2 separate regions of the Homo sapiens genome follow, and region 1 is linked to region 2. Evidence: chromatin loops called from intact Hi-C (ENCODE). Cell type or tissue: CD14-positive monocyte. All regions are shown on one strand. Links, peaks and the distances in the headings refer to the core of each region. The heading gives the core; the rest is flanking DNA. Region 1 overlaps PRRC2C (proline rich coiled-coil 2C). Region 2 overlaps PRRC2C (proline rich coiled-coil 2C).

What was found. Hi-C counts contacts between places; a loop is a spot of excess contacts. Peaks named below come from ENCODE experiments on the same cell type or tissue, not always from the same donor. Only the 100,000 strongest peaks of a DNase experiment are listed, where the experiment ranks them.
Region 1: it touches region 2 in a loop (2.1-fold over the local background); 43 of 110 quality-filtered maps call a loop at or near these places.

The regions. Positions count from the first base shown.
Region 1 is chr1:171,582,898-171,588,282 of GRCh38, forward strand. It overlaps PRRC2C (proline rich coiled-coil 2C), which reads left to right. Exons shown (of 35, transcript NM_001387844.1): 29 at 1,059-1,290; 30 at 1,522-1,629; 31 at 4,106-4,324; 32 at 4,751-4,854. Among named protein-coding and RNA genes, the nearest start is that of MYOCOS, 37 kb to the right of the region's middle. In CD14-positive monocyte, for the core only: no CTCF peak of the experiment used is centred there; no DNase peak of the experiment used is centred there; H3K27ac peaks cover 727 bases.
Region 2 is chr1:171,522,602-171,527,986 of GRCh38, forward strand. It overlaps PRRC2C (proline rich coiled-coil 2C), which reads left to right. Exons shown (of 35, transcript NM_001387844.1): 8 at 620-753; 9 at 834-921; 10 at 2,220-2,364; 11 at 5,190-5,243. Among named protein-coding and RNA genes, the nearest start is that of PRRC2C, 40 kb to the left of the region's middle. In CD14-positive monocyte, for the core only: no CTCF peak of the experiment used is centred there; no DNase peak of the experiment used is centred there.

The DNA.
Region 1 (5,385 bases), core at 138-5,137, 60 kb after region 2:
CTCAACTTACTATAATTTTTTGACTCTTATAATAACATTTAGCTTACAACACAAACACATTGTACATCTGCACAGAAGTATTTCTTTTTTTGTTTGTTTTTTTGAGACAAGGTCTGTGTCACCCAGGCTGGAGTGCAGTGGCACATACAGCTCACTACCTCGAACTCCTGAGCTCAAGCCATTGTCCAGCCTCAGCTTCCCAAGTAGCTAGGACTACAGGCACTTGCTACCATGCCCACCTAATTTTTTATTTTTTTGTAGAGATGATGTCTTGTTCTCTTGCCCAGGCTGGTCTCAAATTCCTGGCCTCAAGCAGCCCTTTCACCTCAGCCTCCCAAAGTGCTGGGATTATGAGCATGAACACCATGTCTGGCCTTTTCTTTTGTAACGTTTTTCTGTTTTTTAATTTTTTAATTTTTTTTTAACTTTTTAAACTTTTTTGTTAAAAACTAAGATGCAAACACACACATTAGGCTAGGCTACGCAGGGCTAGGATCATCAATATACTTTCATCTACCTCCACATCCTGTCCCACTGGGAGGTCTTCAGGGGCAGTAACACATACAGAGCTGTCATGTCCTATGATAACAATGCCTTCTTCTGGAATACCCGCTAAAGGATCTACCTGAAGCTGTTTTATAAGTTTTAAGTAAAAAGAGTACACTCTAAAATAACCAGAAAATGTATAGTAAATACATAAACTAGTAACATAATTCTTTTTATCAGTATCAGATATTATGTACTGTATGTAACTGTATGTACTGAACTGTTAGGACTGTAGGTGTAGTAGGTTTGTTTATATTTAATACTAGCACCAGCAAAAACACTTGAGTCATATGTTCTATGATATTAGAACAGCTATGATGTCACTAGGTGATAGGAATTTTTCAGCTTCCTTATGATCTTATGGGACCATCAATATATATGTGGTCTGTTGTTGACTAAAATGTCATGCAGCACATGACTGTATTGGGTCATTTGGGATTTGCATTCTTAAGATTTTCAGATTCCAGATGAAATTAACTTCTAACAATATTTTCTCTTTAATCCTTATGTAGATCTCAGCCAGCTTTTATGCAAAGCAGTTTATCCCAGCCATCTGTGGTCCTTTCTGGTACTGCTATTCACAACTTTCCAACTGTCCAACACCAAGAACTTGCCAAGGCACAATCCGGTCTTGCCTTTCAGCAAACATCAAATACTCAGCCCATTCCTATATTGTATGAACATCAACTGGGGCAGGCATCAGGACTAGGAGGTTCCCAGCTGATTGACACACATCTTCTCCAGGTAAGTCAGGGGACTAGAGCAATGCACCCTCATTGTATTCCTATGCCACAGATCATTTTAAGGAAACATTTTTAAAAGAAAACATGTTAGAAGATGCAATGAAAAAAACAAAGTCCTTTCATTTATCTAATACTAAAAATTGCTAGACATTGCTTTGAAGTCATAATCTCCACCTCTGAATTTGAAATTTTTTTCAGTCTTACTCATGTTTTCTTAAAAAATTTTTTCTAGGCCAGAGCAAATCTTACCCAGGCCTCAAATCTTTATTCTGGACAAGTACAACAGCCTGGTCAGACAAATTTTTATAACACTGCCCAGTCACCAAGTGCTCTCCAGCAGGTAAACTATGGCATGGTAAATTTCCTCAATTTTCTTTATTATTATTTTTATTGCTTTTGTTATTGTTTGGGAATTTAAATTGAACCAAGATGCAAGATGGAGGATGGTTTTTAAACTGTTCACTGAGATGTCCTGAAGAATTCCACTGGGTCCACGTAGAAGGGGTTTCAGGCTCATGACACCCCCCTTCTCACCACCATCACCCCCTACTTCAGTCATTCCTGTTTTTTTATATCTTCCAGGTTTTTTGTTGGTTTAGGGGGTTTTGTTTTGTTTTTTTCTGTCACCTAGGCCAGAGTGCAGTGGTGTGATCATGGCTCATTGCAGCCCAACCTCCCAGGCTCAAGTGATCCTTGCACCGCAGCCTCCTGTGTAGCTGGGACTACAGGCTCACGCCATTATGCCTGGCTAATTTTTCTTCGTAGTTTTTGTAGAGACAGGGTTTTGCCATGTTGCCCCAGGCTGATCTTGAACTACTGGTTTCAAGCGATCTGCCTGCCTCGGCCTTCCAAAGTGTTGGGATTACAGGCTTGAGCCACCACACCTGGCTGCTTTTTGTTTTTTGTTTTTTTTTAATTAAGGGGGAAAAAACAACTTAGGTTTCCGTGTAATTATTTATTCTATTTTAACAAAGGATTCAATGAATATAAAACCTTGAAAACCATTGTCCAGAATATAGTTACATTAAGTGTGATACAGGTGGTTTACCCATTAGTGCTAGGGAGAAGCCTCCCAAAGACCATCTGGCAGGTTAGCTATACATACAACAGTGTGGCAGACTGTGATCGAGCATAAATGACAAACACTTTCTTAAGTGTATGAATGCAATAATAATTTTCAGTGAAAAGTATATGGTACGTTTAAAACTATCTCTAATAATTTCATTAGCTTATTCTTTAAAAGTGGTGGAGGGCTGGTGGGGGAACAAAGTCATTAGTCATTTTCTTATAACTGTTGTTGTTTGCTATTTTAGGGAGTGATAATTCATGAATATCTTATTGACATTCAGATTAAATATAGTGTTTATGTGAAAACTGAGAGATTCTTGTTCTTCTCATAGCTCATTTTGACCAGCCTTGAAAGTATTATGTAAAATGTCTGTTTGGAAACTTGTGAATACTGCTTATATTGTGTCCTCATTTACTTTGTGATTATTTGACATGTCCTGTGGATAAATTCAAAGATAGTCCTAATTCTTTCAGTTTCTATTCTCTTCACTACAAGTAGCATTAACTAAACTATGTTGTACCTTTAATAGAAGAATGGAGATACGGTTGAGGGTTGAGTGTCTCTTACCGAAATGCTTGGGACCAGAAATGTCTCGGATTTCAGATTGGTTTTTTTTTGTGTGTTTGCGTATACATAATGAGGTGTCTTGGGGCGAGGGGCCTGTCTAAACATGAAATTCCTTTGTTTCATACATACTTTATACATATAACCTGAAGGTAATTTTAAGCAACATTTTAAATAACTTTGTGCATGAAACAGAAGTTCTGACCTCACTTCGACTGATCCGTCGCAGGAGGTCAGGTGTTGATTTTTTTTTTTTTTTTTTTTTGAGACGGAGTCTCCCTCACCCAGGCTGGAGTGCAGTGGCATGATCTTGGCTCACTGCAACCTCCACCTCCCAGGTTCAAGTGATTCTCGTGCCTCAGCCTCCCAAGTAGCTGAGATTACAGGCACCCACCACCATGCCTGGCTAATTTTTGTATTTTATTTTATTTATTTATTTATTTTTTTTTTTAGTAGAGACGGAGTTTCCCCATGTTGGCCAGGCTGGTCTCAAACCCCTGACCTCAAGTGATCTGCCTACCTTGGCCTCCCAAAGTGCTGGGATTATAGGCGTGAGCCACCGTGCCTGGACTTGGTGTCAAATTCTCTACTTGTGGTGTCATATCAGCCTCTCAGAAAGTTTTGGAGCATTTTGGATTTTGATTTTCAGATTAGAGATACTCAACTTGTCATCACTAAGCAAAAGAAATATGTGAAATATATTAGTAGATGGATGTGTTCTATGTATTTTATTTTATTTTATTTTATTTTATTTTATTTTATTTTATTTTATTTTATTTTGAGACAGAGTCTCGCTCTGTCGCCAGGCTGGAGTGCAGTGGCAGGATCTCGGCTCACTGCAACCTCCCCCTCCTGGGTCCAAGTGATTCTCATGCCTCAGCCTCCCAAGTAGCTGAGACTACAGGCACATGCCACCACATGCAGCTAATTTTCGTATTTTTTTTTTTTAGTAGAGACAGGGTTTCACCATGTTGGCCAGGATGGTCTCGATCTCTTGACCTCGTGATCTGCCCGCCTTGGCCTTCCAAAGTGCTGGGATTACAGGCATGAGCCACTGCACCTGGCCGATGTGTTCTGTTTGAAATCTTACTCAAAAGTATTTGAAGAGTTGTGTATAGTTGTATGGATATGTCTGTAGTAAACAGAAACAAATTGCTTCAGTTTCTCTTTACTTATTTTCTAGGTTACAGTACCTTTACCAGCATCGCAGCTTTCCTTGCCTAATTTTGGATCTACAGGGCAACCTCTAATTGCTTTGCCTCAGACTCTTCAGCCCCCATTACAGCATACCACTCCCCAAGCACAGGCTCAGAGTCTGAGTCGTCCTGCACAAGTAAGCCAGCCTTTCAGAGGATTAATTCCTGCTGGAACACAGCATAGCATGATTGCAACCACAGGAAAAGTAAGTAAAGAGACATTTGCACAGGTTATTTGAGAATTTAAGGTAGTGTGTTCAGATATATGCATCTGTGTTATCTAAAAAACTAAAATGCGTCAGTTTTTACCACCCTGCAAAAATCTCAAACCCCAGTATATTTACATTTTATCTATTTACTTTTAATGTGTTTGGCCCCATCTAGTTTTTACCTAATAACAAAGAATTCACAAATTTATTGGAAGAATTGGATTTATAGTGTCTCTTGGGCTTATTTAATTATAAGTCTGTTTGGTCAGGTAATTCCATAATACTTGAAGCCTAACTATAGGAGTTTTGTACTAAGGTTCTTTGCCCTTTCCTAGATTACGTCTTCACGTATAGGACATGTAAACACAGCACTTAGCTTGTGGAATTAAAGAAATGTTAAGTTTATTTTATGCTTCTCCTCAGATGTCTGAAATGGAACTAAAAGCCTTTGGAAGTGGCATTGATATAAAACCAGGCACACCTCCAATCGCTGGTAGAAGCACCACACCAACATCTAGTCCCTTCCGGTAAAATGGGCATTTAAATTTGCTTATGAAATTCCAATTTGGTCACTATTTGTTAAATACTTATCAGTCCTGTGTGACATAATCCCTTTTCCAAGCAGAAAAGGAATTATTAAGACATTCTTTTTGATAGTTTTGTCTAAAATGTTAAGCTTTTAAATTATTTAAAATGTGTTTATTGTACTATATTTTAAGTAAATTCTTTTGTTACAGAGCAAACCTTTTTTTCTTTTATTTTTTTTGAGACAGAGTCTCACACTGTTACCCAGACTAGAGTGCAGTGCCATGATTATAGCTCACTGCAACCTCAAACACCTGGGCTCAAGCAAGCCTCCTGCCTCAGCCTCCTGAGTAGCTGGGACTACATACACGTGCCACCACACCTGGCTAATTTTTAAAAAAATATTGTCCAAGCTGGTCTCGAACCAGCCAATCTAACTGGTAACTGGTATCCTTTCTTACCTCTGCTCCTCCAATGTCTCTCTTCTACCAGAATGTTTTGGTAATCATCATAGTAAATTTTTACCAACTACC
Region 2 (5,385 bases), core at 92-5,091:
TCTATTAAAAAAGTACAAAACAATTAGTCGGACGTGGTGGCGTGCACCTGTAATCCCAGCTACTCGGGAGGCTGAGGCAGGAGAATTGCTTGAACCCAGGAGGCGGAAGTTGCAATGAGCCGAGATTGTGCCATTACACTCCAGCCTGAGCGACAGAGCAAGACTCCGTCTCAAAACAAAAAGAAAACTGAAAAACATGGCCCTAAAATTGATGACACTTGTTTTTCTCTTCTTCCTTTCATATTATGGACTCCCCATTTTCTTTCTTTTTTTTTTTTTGCTTATTATATGAGACTTGAACATCCTCTTGAATTATTTTCCTCAAAATATATATTTTGAAGTTAGTTTTATTCATATCGTTATCCTTTTAACATATTTGTTTTATCTTAAATATTTGAGAATTCTTAAAAACTTTGTCAGCTGTTACTTAAGAGTTACGTATTATCCTATCATTATGTATTAATATTAATTTTTTCATACACATGTCCATGCAGAACATATTAGGTATCTTGGTGTAGAAAACACTAATGTTGAAATGAACTAAATTCCAATCTTTTAGTATTCTCCCAGTTTAGTATCATAAACTTTTGTATCTTTTCCATGACCTGCCTTTCATTAGAGGCCTTCGAGGAAGAGGCCCACCTCCTTCATGGGCCTCTGAGCCTGAACGCCCATCCATTCTTAGTGCATCAGAACTGAAGGAGCTTGATAAATTTGATAACCTAGATGCTGAAGCTGATGAAGGTTGGGCAGGTAAGAGGCAAAATTAATTAAGTCCTTTAAATTGTTAGATGCTTTCAAGCAGCCAGTCTGAGTTTTCCTTAATTTAATAGGTGCTCAGATGGAAGTAGATTATACAGAGCAACTGAATTTCAGTGATGATGATGAACAAGGAAGTAACAGTCCTAAAGAGAATAACAGGTAAGTTGTGATATCTTTTACTAATAACAGTATGAATTTGTTGATACAATATTAGCTACTTATGCAAAGAAGCTTTGTTAATAGACAATTGTTTGTTATTTGTAGAATTTATATATTCTCAGAAGTTTTACTGAATAGAGGGTGCTTAATGAGCTAGATTAATACAGTATACAGCTAATCAAGGAATTAAAATTTGATGCGTCTCAAGAAAGTTTATTTAAAAACATTTAGGGCTGGGTGCGGTGGCTCACATCTGTAATCCCAGCACTTTGGGAGGCCGAGGCAGGCAGATCACTTGAGGTCAGGAGTTCGAGACCAGCTTGGCCAACATGGTGAAACCCCATCTCTACTAAAAATACAAAAATTATCCAGGCGTGGTGGTGCATGCCTGTAATCCCAGCTACTCAGGAGGCTAAGGCAGGAGAATCACTTGAATCCGGGAGGCGGAGGTTGCAGTGAGCCAAGATCATGCCACTGCACTCCAGTCTGGGTGACAGAGCAAGACTGTATCTCAAAAAAAAAAAAGATATTTAGATGCTTGGCACCTAGTTTGGAGATCTTTTGAGAACTGGTATTAGGAACAATTTTTTAAACTGTTACTTGCTTGACCTGATCTGTATTTACAAAATTGGAGAATAATTCCCTGGGTTACTACAGCTTTTTCAGGTCCTCGATTTCTTAAAACTTAGTAAACTGCATTAGGGCCTTGGAAAATGGGGAGCTTTTTATTTCTTTTTCCTTCATTCTGGAATATTGGAGCACCAGTCAGGAATATATGGGTTATATATCATAAAAGTTGGGCTTTTAAAATATATGGAAGTTTGGAAGCACATTTGGTATAATTTTTCAGTTATGGCATTGTGACAAACATCGTTTTATGATCGTTTAAGAGATACCTGTGGTTTGTCGTGGCTTTGAAAAAATACTGTAGTTTGATTTATCTTTTTATTAAATCAGAATAAATTAGAATGCAGTTAAATAATAATTCCAATATTACCCAGTTACATTTGGATTGTATTTCTTATGTAGAGGAGATAGGAAATGATGTGATTATATTCTTTTGCCAGGATATATGCCTGACATGTGTGTTTAGATTTGACAACTACTGTATTGCACTTTCATAGTATATATTTATTGAAAGAACAAATTAGCACTAATGGGTCACACACCCATCTCATTCCTTAATACATTTCCCCCCCCAGAAACCATACAGAAATAATTTTTTTAATTGCAAAAATAATGTGTGTACTTATGATACAGTTGGTCCACTTTATTTCTTCTGCATTTTGATTTTTCAGTGAGGATCAAGGTTCAAAAGCCTCTGAAAACAACGAAAACAAAAAAGAAACAGATGAAGTTTCCAACACTAAATCATCTTCCCAAATACCTGCCCAACCATCAGTAGCAAAAGTTCCCTATGGGAAAGGACCTTCATTTAATCAGGTTTGTTGGACTCATGGAGATCCTTGTTATTGCAAGGATCTCCTTATTGTAATTACTGTGTAATACTATGGATAATTATTCTTACCACAGAGTGGAACGGGACTTAGAAAAAGGAAACTGTGTATTTTTTTCTTGAATAGTCTTGAATCTATCATAATTTTTATTGCATTTAACCGGAATTATCAATACAGTAGCTAAAGTTATCAAGTGAAAACTAAAGCTTCACATTTTTTTTACCTTATGATATAGCTCAATCATAGCAAAGTGTAGGGATAATATTTTTCTAAAATAAAATAAACATTGCTGAAGTGCTTTATGGTTTATTGAATACTTAAATACTAGTCAGTCTTTTTGTGTGAATGGTACACTATCTGTAGGGAAATCACATAGTGAGTAGGGAGATCTAAAGTCTGAATCATTTTGAAGAACATTGTGAATGAAGGGAAATGTGTGTGCAACAGATATTTGATCCCACTTCTGAGATGGTAAATGGTTGCAAAAGCTGCATTATAAACTGGGAATAAAAAGGACTACTTTCAAGGGAGTCCACTTATCTCTTTATTAAGGAATCAGTATAGTTAGCATGTATTTGTTGGATTCATACAAAATAGATGGAGGAACTTGTCCCTTCTGAGGGCTAAAAGGAGGTAGCTAACAGTTTCCTTGACAGGAAAAAAAGTCAGTAAGCAGTTACAGTGTGCTAAGTGGCGTAATCATAGAGGGTACAAAATAAATTCTTTGAGCATTCATTTAAGGTAGAAGGCTGCAGAAGACTAAGTACTTGAGCTAATTCTTAAACAAGCATGATTTAGGCAGTATAGAAAGGGAATATAGCTGTTACAAGCAGTGGAAACACATGTAGAGAAGTATGAGAAAACATGGCACATTCAAGAAATTCTAAGTAGTTTGATATAGGAGAGAGGTAAGAGAGCTATGTAAGAACCACTTCTTTAAAATGTATGCTATATGAGGGTTTTAATCTTAAGGCATTGATGATCCATTGAATAAATTTATGAACCCTGAAAAAGAAGAATTTTTTAAATAACATTTTAATAACTTTTTTGTGTGACTTTTTACTTATTGGCATAATGGGGAATGAGAATTTTTCATGAAAGAATAGAGGAATAGATGGAATATGTCTTGATGTCTTTGACTTTTTTGTGACAGTCATGTGACAGTTTATATTAGCAAGTGAATGTTTCATGTATTTTGTTCCATTATGTTTTAGATTTTCTTTTTTTAAGATAAATCTCATATTTTTAGTTTGCCACTAGAAAAGAATTGAGCTTACATAAATAAAATTTAGTAATTAGAGGTATAGATCTCCTCAGTCAGATTTGCTGGATCAGAATTCCAGAACAGCTAGACTAAAATTCTTTTTTTCCCTCTTGAGACAGAGCCTTGCTCTTTCACCCAGGCTGGAATGGAGTTGCGCGATCTTGGCTCACTGCAACCTCCACCTCCTGGGCTCAAGAGATTCTTGTGCCTCAGCCTCCCAACTAGCTGGGACTACAGTGGTGCACCACCACACCCAGCTAATTTTTGTATTTTTAATAGGGCTGGGGTTTCCCCATGTTGGCCAGGCTGGTCTTGAACTCCTGGCCTCAAATGACCCACCCGCCTCAGCCTCCCAAAGTGCTGGGATTACAGGCGTGAGGCACCACGCCTGGCTAAAATTTTTATTGTAAAGTGCATTTAAGATTCTAACCTTACTGAAATAGCAGAGTGATTGCATAAAAGTAATCTTGTAATGAGTGATATGCTTTTATTTAAAAAGAGAGGAGAAAGATGTTTAGCAATCTTATGGTATTGAGAAAATCATTACATTCAGAAATATATCTTTTTTTTTTTTTTTTTTTTTGAGATGGAGTCTTGATCTGTCTCCCAGGCTGTAATGCAGTGGCGTGATCTCCGCTCACTGCAACCTCTGCCTCTCAGGTTCAAGCAATTCTTCTGCCTCAGCCTCCCAAGTAGCTGGGATTACAGGCTCCTGCCCCCATGCCTGGCTAATTTTTGTATCTTTAGTAGAGACAGGTTTCGCCATGTTCGCCAGGCTGGTCTCTAACTCCTGACCTTGTGATCCGCCTGCCTCGGCCTCCCGAAGTGCTAGGCTCACAGGCATGAGCCACCGTGCCCGGCTGAAATATTTCTAATAGATATATCTTTTCTTTTTCTTTCCTTTTTTGAGACAGAGTCTTGCTCTGTCACCCAGGCTGGAGTGCAGTAGCATGATCTTGGCTCACTGCAACCTCCGCCTCCCAGGTTCAAGCAGTTCTCCTGTCTCAGCCTCCAGAGTAGCTGGGATTACAGGCACCCGCCACCACGCCTGGCTAATTTTTGTATTTTTAGTAGAGACAGGGTTTTGCCATGTTGGCCAGGCTGGTCTTGAACTCCTGACCTCAGGTGATCCGCCTGCCTCGGCCTCCCAAAGTGCTGGGATTACACGTGTGAATCACCGCACCCAGCAGATATATTTTTTCTTACATGGTTCTTTTTAAGTAATTCTTTCAAGCTGGTGTGGTGGCTCACATCTGTAATCCTAGCACTTTAGGAGGCTAAGGCAGGCAGATCACTTGACATCAGGAGTTCAAGAACAGCCTGGCCAACATGGCAAAACCCTGTCTCTACTAAAAATGCAAAATTACCCAGTTGTGGTGGCAGACGCCTGTAATCCCAGGTATTTAGCAGGCTGAGGCATGAGAATTGCTTGGCCCCGGGAGACAGAGGTTGCAGTGAGCCAAGATCATGCCACTGCACTCCAGCATGGGCAACAGAGCAAGACTGTCTCCAAAATAATAAGAATAATTCTTTCTTCTTTATAATAGGAACGTGGAACATCTTCACATCTGCCACCACCTCCAAAGTTGCTTGCACAGCAGGTAAATTTTAAGTGCTTGTTTATGGATTATATATTTTATTTGACCTTTTGTTTTGGTGGAAAGACACCAAATTTTTTATTCAAAACTTTTATGAAACAGTTACTAACTTTTTACCTTGTGACTCTTACATGTCTTACTCTTC